2 separate regions of the Homo sapiens genome follow, and region 1 is linked to region 2. A link is a loop called in an ENCODE intact Hi-C map of the cell type or tissue named here. Cell type or tissue: lower leg skin. All regions are shown on one strand. Each heading gives the region's core, and the rest is flanking DNA. Links, peaks and the distances in the headings are about the cores only. Region 1 overlaps GRAMD1B (GRAM domain containing 1B). Region 2 has its middle 30 kb from the start of LINC02727.

Evidence for each region. Peaks named below come from ENCODE experiments on the same cell type or tissue, not always from the same donor. Only the 100,000 strongest peaks of a DNase experiment are listed, where the experiment ranks them.
Region 1: it touches region 2 in a loop (2.7-fold over the local background); 2 of 110 quality-filtered maps call a loop at or near these places.

What each region holds. Positions count from the first base shown.
Region 1 is chr11:123,443,193-123,447,585 of GRCh38, forward strand. The region is part of intron 1 of GRAMD1B (GRAM domain containing 1B); the gene reads left to right. Among named protein-coding and RNA genes, the nearest start is that of GRAMD1B, 15 kb to the left of the region's middle. RefSeq lists an enhancer at 49-1,028. In lower leg skin, for the core only: no CTCF peak of the experiment used is centred there; a DNase peak (open chromatin) is centred at 2,379.
Region 2 is chr11:123,343,008-123,347,400 of GRCh38, forward strand. No RefSeq gene overlaps it. Among named protein-coding and RNA genes, the nearest start is that of LINC02727, 30 kb to the left of the region's middle. In lower leg skin, for the core only: no CTCF peak of the experiment used is centred there; no DNase peak of the experiment used is centred there.

The DNA of each region.
Region 1 (4,393 bases), core at 196-4,195, 100 kb after region 2:
CTGCTCACAGAATTCAGAGAAACACTTATGTTTATAGGCTAATAATAAAAGATATTAAGGATACAGATCAATAATGAGATGCAGAGGTACATAGGTGTAGATGAAAAAAGTCAAACTCTGTAAAATATTTAAAGAGGTTTATTCTGAGCCAAATACAAGTGACTATGGCCCAAGGCACAGTCCAAGGCATCAAGAGGTTCTGAGAACATGTGTGCAAGGTGGTTGGGTTACAGCTTGGTTTTACACATTTTAGGGTGATGTAAGACAATAATCAATACATGTGAGGTATATATTGGTTTGGTCCAGAAAGGTTGAACAGTTCGAAGCTGGGGGCTAGTGTTACAGGTCATTGGTGGATTCAAAGATTTTCTTTTTTCTCTTTTTTTTTTTTGAGATGGAGTCTTGCTCTGTCACCTAGGCTGGAGTGCAGTGGCACGATCTCACTCACTGCAACCTCTGGGATTCAAGAGGTTGATCCCCTCCCAGGTTCAAGCATTCTTCTGCCTCAGCCTCCTGAGTAGCTGGGGCTACAGGTGTGCGCCACCACACCCAGCTAATTTTTGTATTTTTAGTAGAGATCGGGTTTCACCATATTGATCAGGCTGGTCTTGAACTCCTGACCTTGTGATCCACCCGCCTTGGCCTCCCAAAGTGCTGGGATTACAGGCGTGAGCCACTGCACCTGGCCCAGATTCAAAGATTTTCTGATTGGCAAGTCAGAAAAGAGTTAAGTTATTATCTAAAATCTGGAATCAGTAGAAAAGAGTGTCTGGGTTAAGATAAGGGGTTGTGGAGACCAAAGTTCTTATTATGTAGATGAAGTCTCCCACATGGCTGCCCTTAGAGACAATGGATGGCCAGTATTTTGTATTCAGACCTTTAAAAGGTGCTAGACTTTCAGTTAATCTCTTCAGGATTAGGAAGGTCTGGAAGGGGAAAAGTCTAGTTATGTTAATAGAGATTCTTTACAGATGCAAATTTTCCCCACAAAAGATGGCTTTGCAGGGCCATTTCAAAATATAACAAAGAAACATATTTTGAAGTAAAATATTTCAACTTCCTTCTTTATCGTAATATTATGCTAGAGTCAGGTTGGAATTTGTTGTCTTATTGCAACATAGTCTGTTTTGCCACTCTTAAGATTTCTGTTTTGGCCAGGCATGGTGGCTCACACCTATAATCGCAGCACTTTGGGTGGCTGAGGTGGGAGGATCACTTGAGCCTGGGAGGTTAAGGCTGCAGTGAGTTGTGACTGCACCACTGCACTCTAGCTTGGGCCTCAAAAAAAAAAAATTCTGTTTTCATGTTAAAGCTGGTCAGTTGTGCCTGAGCTCCACAAGGAGGAGAGTATAATGAGGCATGTTTGAGCCCCCACGTCTTTCCATGGCCCGAATTAGTTTTTTTTTTCTTTGGGTCCCCTTGGGTCTCCTAAAGTGGTGTCCATTCAGTCAGCTGGGGGTTTTAGAATTTTAGCTTGGTTTACACAGGGCAAGGTATTGCAGGGGGTTAGATGGGGCATGGATCTCCCGTGTTCACCCTGGACACACCACCCTCCCAGCACCTGCACGAGTTCAGCAACCCAGAAGCTCAGCAAAGCTCCATGTCCAAGAGTTTTCATAGAGCTTGATCTTCAGCCACACCTCCCTCTCTCTTTTCCTGGAAGTTTGTAGGTGGAGCTGAGAGATCCAACCTTCTAATCCTCTAGTCACTTGGTCTTTCTTGGTCCTTCCTCCCCATCTTGAGGCTCCCCAGGGGCTGTATCCTAAGTCATTTTCTTAGCATAAACTCAGGTATTATCTATGGGGCTCATTACAAATAACAAGAGACACTTCTGTCACTCAGGAAAGTCCAAGGGTTTTAGGAGTTCTGGGACAAGAACCAGGAAAGGACCAAATATATTTCATCTCATACTACAGGAAGTCTGTGAAATAAGGAGGAAGGTACATTTCTGAAGCACTATTTCTAGAGAAGGATCAGGCTGAGATGCTTCTCCAAAGTGGGAAGAGTGTTGTCAGGTATTTCTGCCACTTAACCTTGTCGTGTTCTTTTGCCCGCAGGAATGTCAGTGAGTGCCAGGCTGACCCCTCAGAGCAATCTGCCTTAATCTAGAGAGCATTCGTGTTCTGGCTGGATCATTACACTTTGGAGCTCTTTTTGACCTTTTTGTTGATTTTCAGGGTTGGATGGAATGGCAACCGTAAAGGTCATTCTGTACAGGGTGGAGCTTCTCCTGGAAGAGTTTGCCCTTAACTTAGGTGACAACATGTGTTTTCTCCACCAGTGTCTACGATGAACCACATCTTCCTGATCAGAAAATATCACTTTAAAAAAAAGACTCTGGGGCCTGGCGCAGTGGCTTACCCTTGTAATCCCAGAACTTTGGGAGGCCAAGGTGGGCAGGTCACTTGAGGTCAGGAGTTTGAGACCAGCCTGGCCAACATGGTGAAACCCCCTCTCTACCACAAAATACAAAAATTAGACAGGCATGGTGGCACGCGCCTGTAGTCTCAGCTACTCGGGAGGCTGAGGTGGATTTGAATTGCTTGAACCTGGGAGGCAGAGGTTGCAGTGAGCTGAGATGGTGCCAGTGCACTTCAGCCTGGGGAACAGAGTGACACTTGTCTCCAAAAAAAAAAAAAAAAAAAACAAGACAAACAAACAAAAACAACCCCAGGAAAGAGGATTGGTTGCACTGTCTTTCTTGGTTATATCTTTTTATGTTTTCAAGACATACTATTGGGAAAGTTCTACCTAAGATCTAACTGAAATCCCCCACAGTACAATCCACACTCATGTTCTCTTGTTTTGTGAAGATGGAAGAATACCTAGTGGATCTTTGTTTTTGAGAGTATTTCTCCCAAGACTCACTGTTGCTCAGCTTGGCCTGTTGCTTCCAGATTCCGAGGAAGGTCCAGGCTTTGTACTTGGACCTCACTGGTTCTCTAGTAGGGTCTGTGAGCCTCTGCAGACTTCTTTTATTATTATTTTTTTTAGATGGAGTCTCTCTTTGTCGCCCAGACTTGAGTGCAGTGGCATGATCTCGGCTCACTACACCCTCCACCTCCCAGGTTCAAGAGATTCTCCCGCCTCAGCCTCCCGAGTAGCTGGGATTACAGGTGTGTGCCACCACGCCCGGCTAATATTTGTGTTTTTAGTAGAGATGGGGTTTCACCATGTTGGCCAGGCTAATCTCGAACTCCTGACCTCGAGTGATCCACCCGCCTTGCCCTCCCAAACTGCTGGGATTAGAGGCATGAGCCACCACGCCCAGCCCTCTGCAGACTTCTTGGAGGAGTTTTCAGCCATTGTCAGCCATGTATGTTTGAAGGCAGGGCTGTCTTAGAGGTTAACAGAGAGGACAGTCGCCTGCCCATTCAGAAAGTTCTCAGAACACTGAAAATTTCTCTCTCTCTGAAGTGCCTTCTCCATGCTTGGATTGCTTCTTAAAATGCCTTTTGCTTCACTGCCAGAGAGATGCGACTGAAAATGCAGATAACTCAGGAGAGGTAATTCTCACGATTCATCAGACACTTATTGTGCGCTTACTGGGAACCTGGCACTGTTGCTGTGTGCTTGGGATACAAAAATGGATGCAAGCTGGGCATGGCGGTGTGTGCGTGTAGTCCCAGCTACTTGGGAGGCTGAGGTGGGAGGATAACTTGAGCCCAGGAGTTTGAGACCAGCCTGGGTGACAGAGTAAGACCCTGTCTCGGAAGAAAGAAAGAAAAGAAAAGAAAGGAAAGAAAGAAAAAGAAAGGGAGAAAGAGAGAAAGAGAAAGAGAGGCAAGAAAGGCAGGAAAGGCAAGAAAAGATGGTTACAGATGTCCCTTCCATTGGGGAGCTCCCAATTGAGTGTGTGGGAGATCACTATGTAAAAGTTAATTTCAGTGGCATATGGCATTCAGACTAAAGCATGAAAAAAAAATTGATCTGAGGACAGGATCTGCTGGGTGGGAGAGGAGAAGAGGGGCTTAGGGCCTTGATTTTACCAAATCTTCACCTATTTCACTCACACTCAGCTGCCACCTGTCAGCACCTGTTTCTGTCAGACAGACGGGTCTCTCAGAGAATCCAGTCATCCTGGTAGATGGGATTTGTGAAATTATTTCCACCTTCAGAAAAACTGAGAAGTCTAGGGCCATGAAGCTGGTCAGTGACAGAGGTGGATCTAGAATACAGGTCTCCGGCAACCAGAACAAGGGTTCAGTTTACTGTGTTTCTCAGGGAGCCCATATTCATCCAGGAAGGAGCCGTATCTTCAGGCAGTGAGTCATGACGCTCAGGCTGGGCCCCTCCATCTGTGGGGACAGGGTGACAGTTTTTCCTAGGACGACTGCCCCAGCACCAGTCCTAGAGACAGGCTGAGGCAGCATGGGTTGGAGGCTCTGGTTCT
Region 2 (4,393 bases), core at 172-4,171:
ATCTGGTTATTTAAAAGTGTGTAGCACTTCCCCCTTTGCTCTCTCTCCTGCTGGCCATGTAAAGATATGCTTGCTTCCCCTTTGCCTTCTGCCATAATTGTAAGTTTCCTGAGGCCTCCCAGCCATGCTTCTTGTATAGCCTGCAGAACTGTGAGCCAATTAAACCTCTTTTCTTTATAAATTACCCAGTCTCTGGTAGCTCTTCACAGCAATGTGAGAACGGACTAATATACATGCTTAGCTTGCCTGACCTGTGATGACTTGTACTACCTCAGGACTCTGCAGAAAGTCTCTGCCAGCAAGAAGGCTCTCACCAGATGTGGCCCCTAGACGTTGGACTTCCTAGCCTCCAGAACTGTAAGAAATACATTTCTTTCCTTTATAAATAATCCCATTTCAGGTATTCAGTTATAGCAACAGAAAACAAACTAAGTCAGGTGAGGCCAGGCATGGTGACTTATGCATGTAATCCCAGTATTTTGGGAGGCCAAGGTGGGAGGATTGCTTGAGGCCAAGAGTTTAAGACTAGCCTGAGCAACATAGCAAAACCTTATCTCTTAAAAATAAAAATAAATAAATAAAAAAGACAGGGTCATATCTCTGAGGCATAGCCCTTTGGACTCTTCACTTTGTTTCAGGCTCCAGAATGGGACTCTTACCTTAGGCCTTACAGTTTTCCAGTCTGTCTGGTACCCTGCATAATGCCTCATAATTACCTCAGGATTAGAGTGTCGGTCCCAAATCTCGCCTACCTGGCAGAGATTCTTATCGCGGTTAGTGCTGGCCAACTCCCTCCCCTGCTAGATGGGATTCTAATCCCTATAAGCCCTGGAAATGAACAGATCTCTTGGAATCACAACACGGCTTTCTTTTCCTTAACAGTCTCATCCAACCACCTGGAATTTCACACTTCTAGCTTCACCCAATAGAAAGGACCTTCCTGATTTCAATATGTTTATGATTACATTAATTTTTTCCTCATCCATAGCCACTGGAAGACATGAGCCTAAGACATCTGAGGTGTCCCTAACAGCTCAGTCTCTCTCTCTCTTTTTGTGTGTGTGTGTGTGTGAGATGGAGTTTCGCTTTTCTTGCCCTAGCTGGAGTGCAATGGCGTGATCTCAACTCACTGCAACCTCCGCCTCCCAGGTTCAAGCGATTCTCCTGCCTCAGCCTCCCGAGTAGCTGGGATTACAGGCTCCTGCCACCACACCTGGCTAATTTTTTGTATTTTTAGTGGAGACAGGGTTTCACCATGTTGGCCAGGCTGGTCTTGAACTCCTGACCTCAGGTGATCCACCCGCCTAAGCCTTCCAAAGTGCTGGGATTACAGACGTGAGCCACTGTGCCCAGCCCAGCTCAGTCTCTTTAACTAAGACATTTCTCCAGTCTCATCCAGGCCCCAGCTTCTGCTACTGCTCCTTATCTCAACCCCACCCCTCAAGACTCACCTCAAATGCCACCTCATTCAGGAAGGCATCTGTGATCTTTCTCTTCTCAGCTGGATGGATTTGTTCCTGCCTCATGATCCTAGCAGCCCATAGGATCCCTTGTTTCCATTATATTTCTTTCATATTTCTATAATCCTGTGTTTTCTCAACCTTCTCATTAGACAGCAAATTCCTTGAGGGACTTAGCTCATTTCTTCTTGTAACTCTTTAGGCTTGTGATCAAGAAATGCAATTGAATTAAAAAGAAGATAGTATTTTTACTTTCATTACCATTTGTATAATCATTTCCCTCATACAGGACAGGGCTTAATAATTCGATGAACACAGATACAATTATTCAGCCTCCCTAGAAATCAAGTTTCCTGTCTCTCTGTAGCAAAGGTACCAGGCAGTCTTGGGTAGGAGAAAATAGAGTAGGAAATGGACCTTGGGATTGGGAGACTTTGGGAATTCAAAGAGAGAAAGCATTGCATTTCTGATGTCAGAGAAAAAACGTCTGTGCTGAGAGCAGACACCAACAGCATACTAAATGACAGTAATAAAGCAAGGGCCAGACACTCAGGCTTTGACACCTGTAACTAAAAGATGTTTTTGCAACCTTGCCAAGGTTTTGCAATCATTGCCTTTATTATTAAGCAGCTGGTGCTCCAGAGATGATCCAAGCTTTTACTTCCTTTATGCTCTTTTAGCAGGGATATTTATTATGGCTGTCTCCTCCCATTTGTCTGCAAGGATTATTATACTATATGACTCTATGTCTCCAGAGTAAACTGCCCCTTCGAGGGTTATAAAATATGCCAGAGCCTCAGCAAGAGAAATAAGTTCTTAGCATGGATTCAGTAATTGGTGCTTCAATAAAACTAGAAGTTTGTCTCTTGCCATAAGCCTGGCTATTTCTATGATCTTTGGACTTCATGAAAGTTTTTATTTTTTATTTTCCTGTTAGAACTCTCTTTTCTCTTCTTCACAGGCATATTAAGAAGAAAAGGAGCACCTCAGAATCCTCTGGGCAGTCCCTTTTTTCTCACTGAAGTGACTGGCTTTCCTCACTGGGGACCTAGTAATAGCCAAATGTTCTGTGTACAATTAGTGAAAGATCTACATGCATTCCTGCTACTTTTGTGGGTAATGCAGAAAACAAAATACTGTGCAAATGGTACACAGCCCAGGAAAAAGTAGGGCAACCAAATCTGTGGCTTTGAAGCCACGGGAATGATCAAGAAACCCAATTAGACTATAAGCATGGTGAAATAGGCCAGAGGCTCATAAATCCTCACCTGGTGCTGGAATCCCATCTGCAGCAAGCAGCCATTACACACTAGGTGATCACTGGCCTGCCCACTCTCCTAGCCCCCCACCACTCTGACCAGAGCTAGTTAGAAGTCAGCTGCAAAAAATATGTGTGTATCCAGTGAGAGCTTCCTGAGAAGGCAGTTCACAAGCATGGGAGCCGTATTAGATCTGTTATTGGAATGGTCATTAGGAAAACACGATATCAGGAGGGATTGTGCAAGTCATCGCTATGAATCTGAATGCCTGTGTCCCCCAAAATTCATATATGGAAATCCTAACCCCCAAGGTGATGGTAATTAGGAGGTGGGGCCTTTGGGAGGTGATTAGGTCGTAAGGGCAGACCCCTCATGAATGAGATTAGTGCCTCTATCAAAGAGGCCCCGAAGAGCTGCCTTTTGTTTCTTCTACCACGGGAGGAAGTGAAAAGGTGCCATCTCTGAACCAGGAAGCAGACCCTCACCAGACAATGAATGGGCTGGTGCTTTGACCTTGGACTTAGCCTCCAGAATTGTGAGAAATAAATTTTTATTGTTTGTAAGATGCCTACTTTATGGTATTTTGTTACAACAGTAACTTTAATAGTTTGCTCTACTTCCAAAATGTTCTCTGAAATGACTAAGACAGTCATAAGCCCTGAAAGGAGGTGCATGATATTAACAAATAAGAAAAGGCCAAGGACAAAGCTCTAGTATTGCTCCTTTAGAATTCAGCTCCAGGGAATTTAATGAGTGCTCTGGGCTCATTAAAAAAAGAAAAAAATATGTATAGATATACTGGATGTGGTGGCTCATGCCTGTAATCCTAGCACTTTGGGAGGCCAAGGCAGGCAGATCTCTTGAGGTCAGGAGTTCGAGACCAACCTGGTCAACAAGGTGAAACCCCGTCTGTACTAAAAATACAAAAATTAGCCCGGTGTGGTGGCGCGTGCCTGTAGTCCCAGCTACTCAGGAGGCTTATATGGGAGAACCACTTGAATCCAGGAGGCGGAGGTTGCAGTGAGCCAAGATCACGCTACTGCACTCCAACAGAGTGAGACTTCGTCCCACCTCCAAAAAATTAAAAATAACTTAGCCAGTGTGGCGGCATATGCCTATGCATGCCACTCAGGAGGCTGAGGTAGGAAGATCACTTGAGCCTCTGAAGTCAAGGCTGCAGTGAACCATGACAGTGCTACTGCACTCTAGCCTGGGTGACAAAGCAAGACCCTGTTTCAAATAATAAATTATATACTCAGAAAGTATATGTATCATCTATCTCTCCAAAATAGATCCTGAATCGGACTCACTGCACCTTCTTTACTGGGATCACCTTTGTGCAAGCCACTTGGTTTCCCTAGGTCTACCCTTGCTCTACTTCCAAACCGTTCACATAGCAGCCAGAGCCATCTTCTTAAAAAGTAATTTGAGTTTGAGGTGATGGATATCCTGATTTTATTATAACACATTTTATCAAAATCAAAATATCCCATGTACTCCCAAAATATGTATAACTATGATTATCAGTTAAAAAAATGAAAAAACATGAGAGGTTAAGTTGGGAGGATAGCTTGAGCCCAGGAGTTTGAGGTTACAATGAGGAATGATTGTGCCACTGCACTCCAGCCTGGGAAACAGAACCAGATCTTGCCCCTTAAAGAAAATTAAAAATTA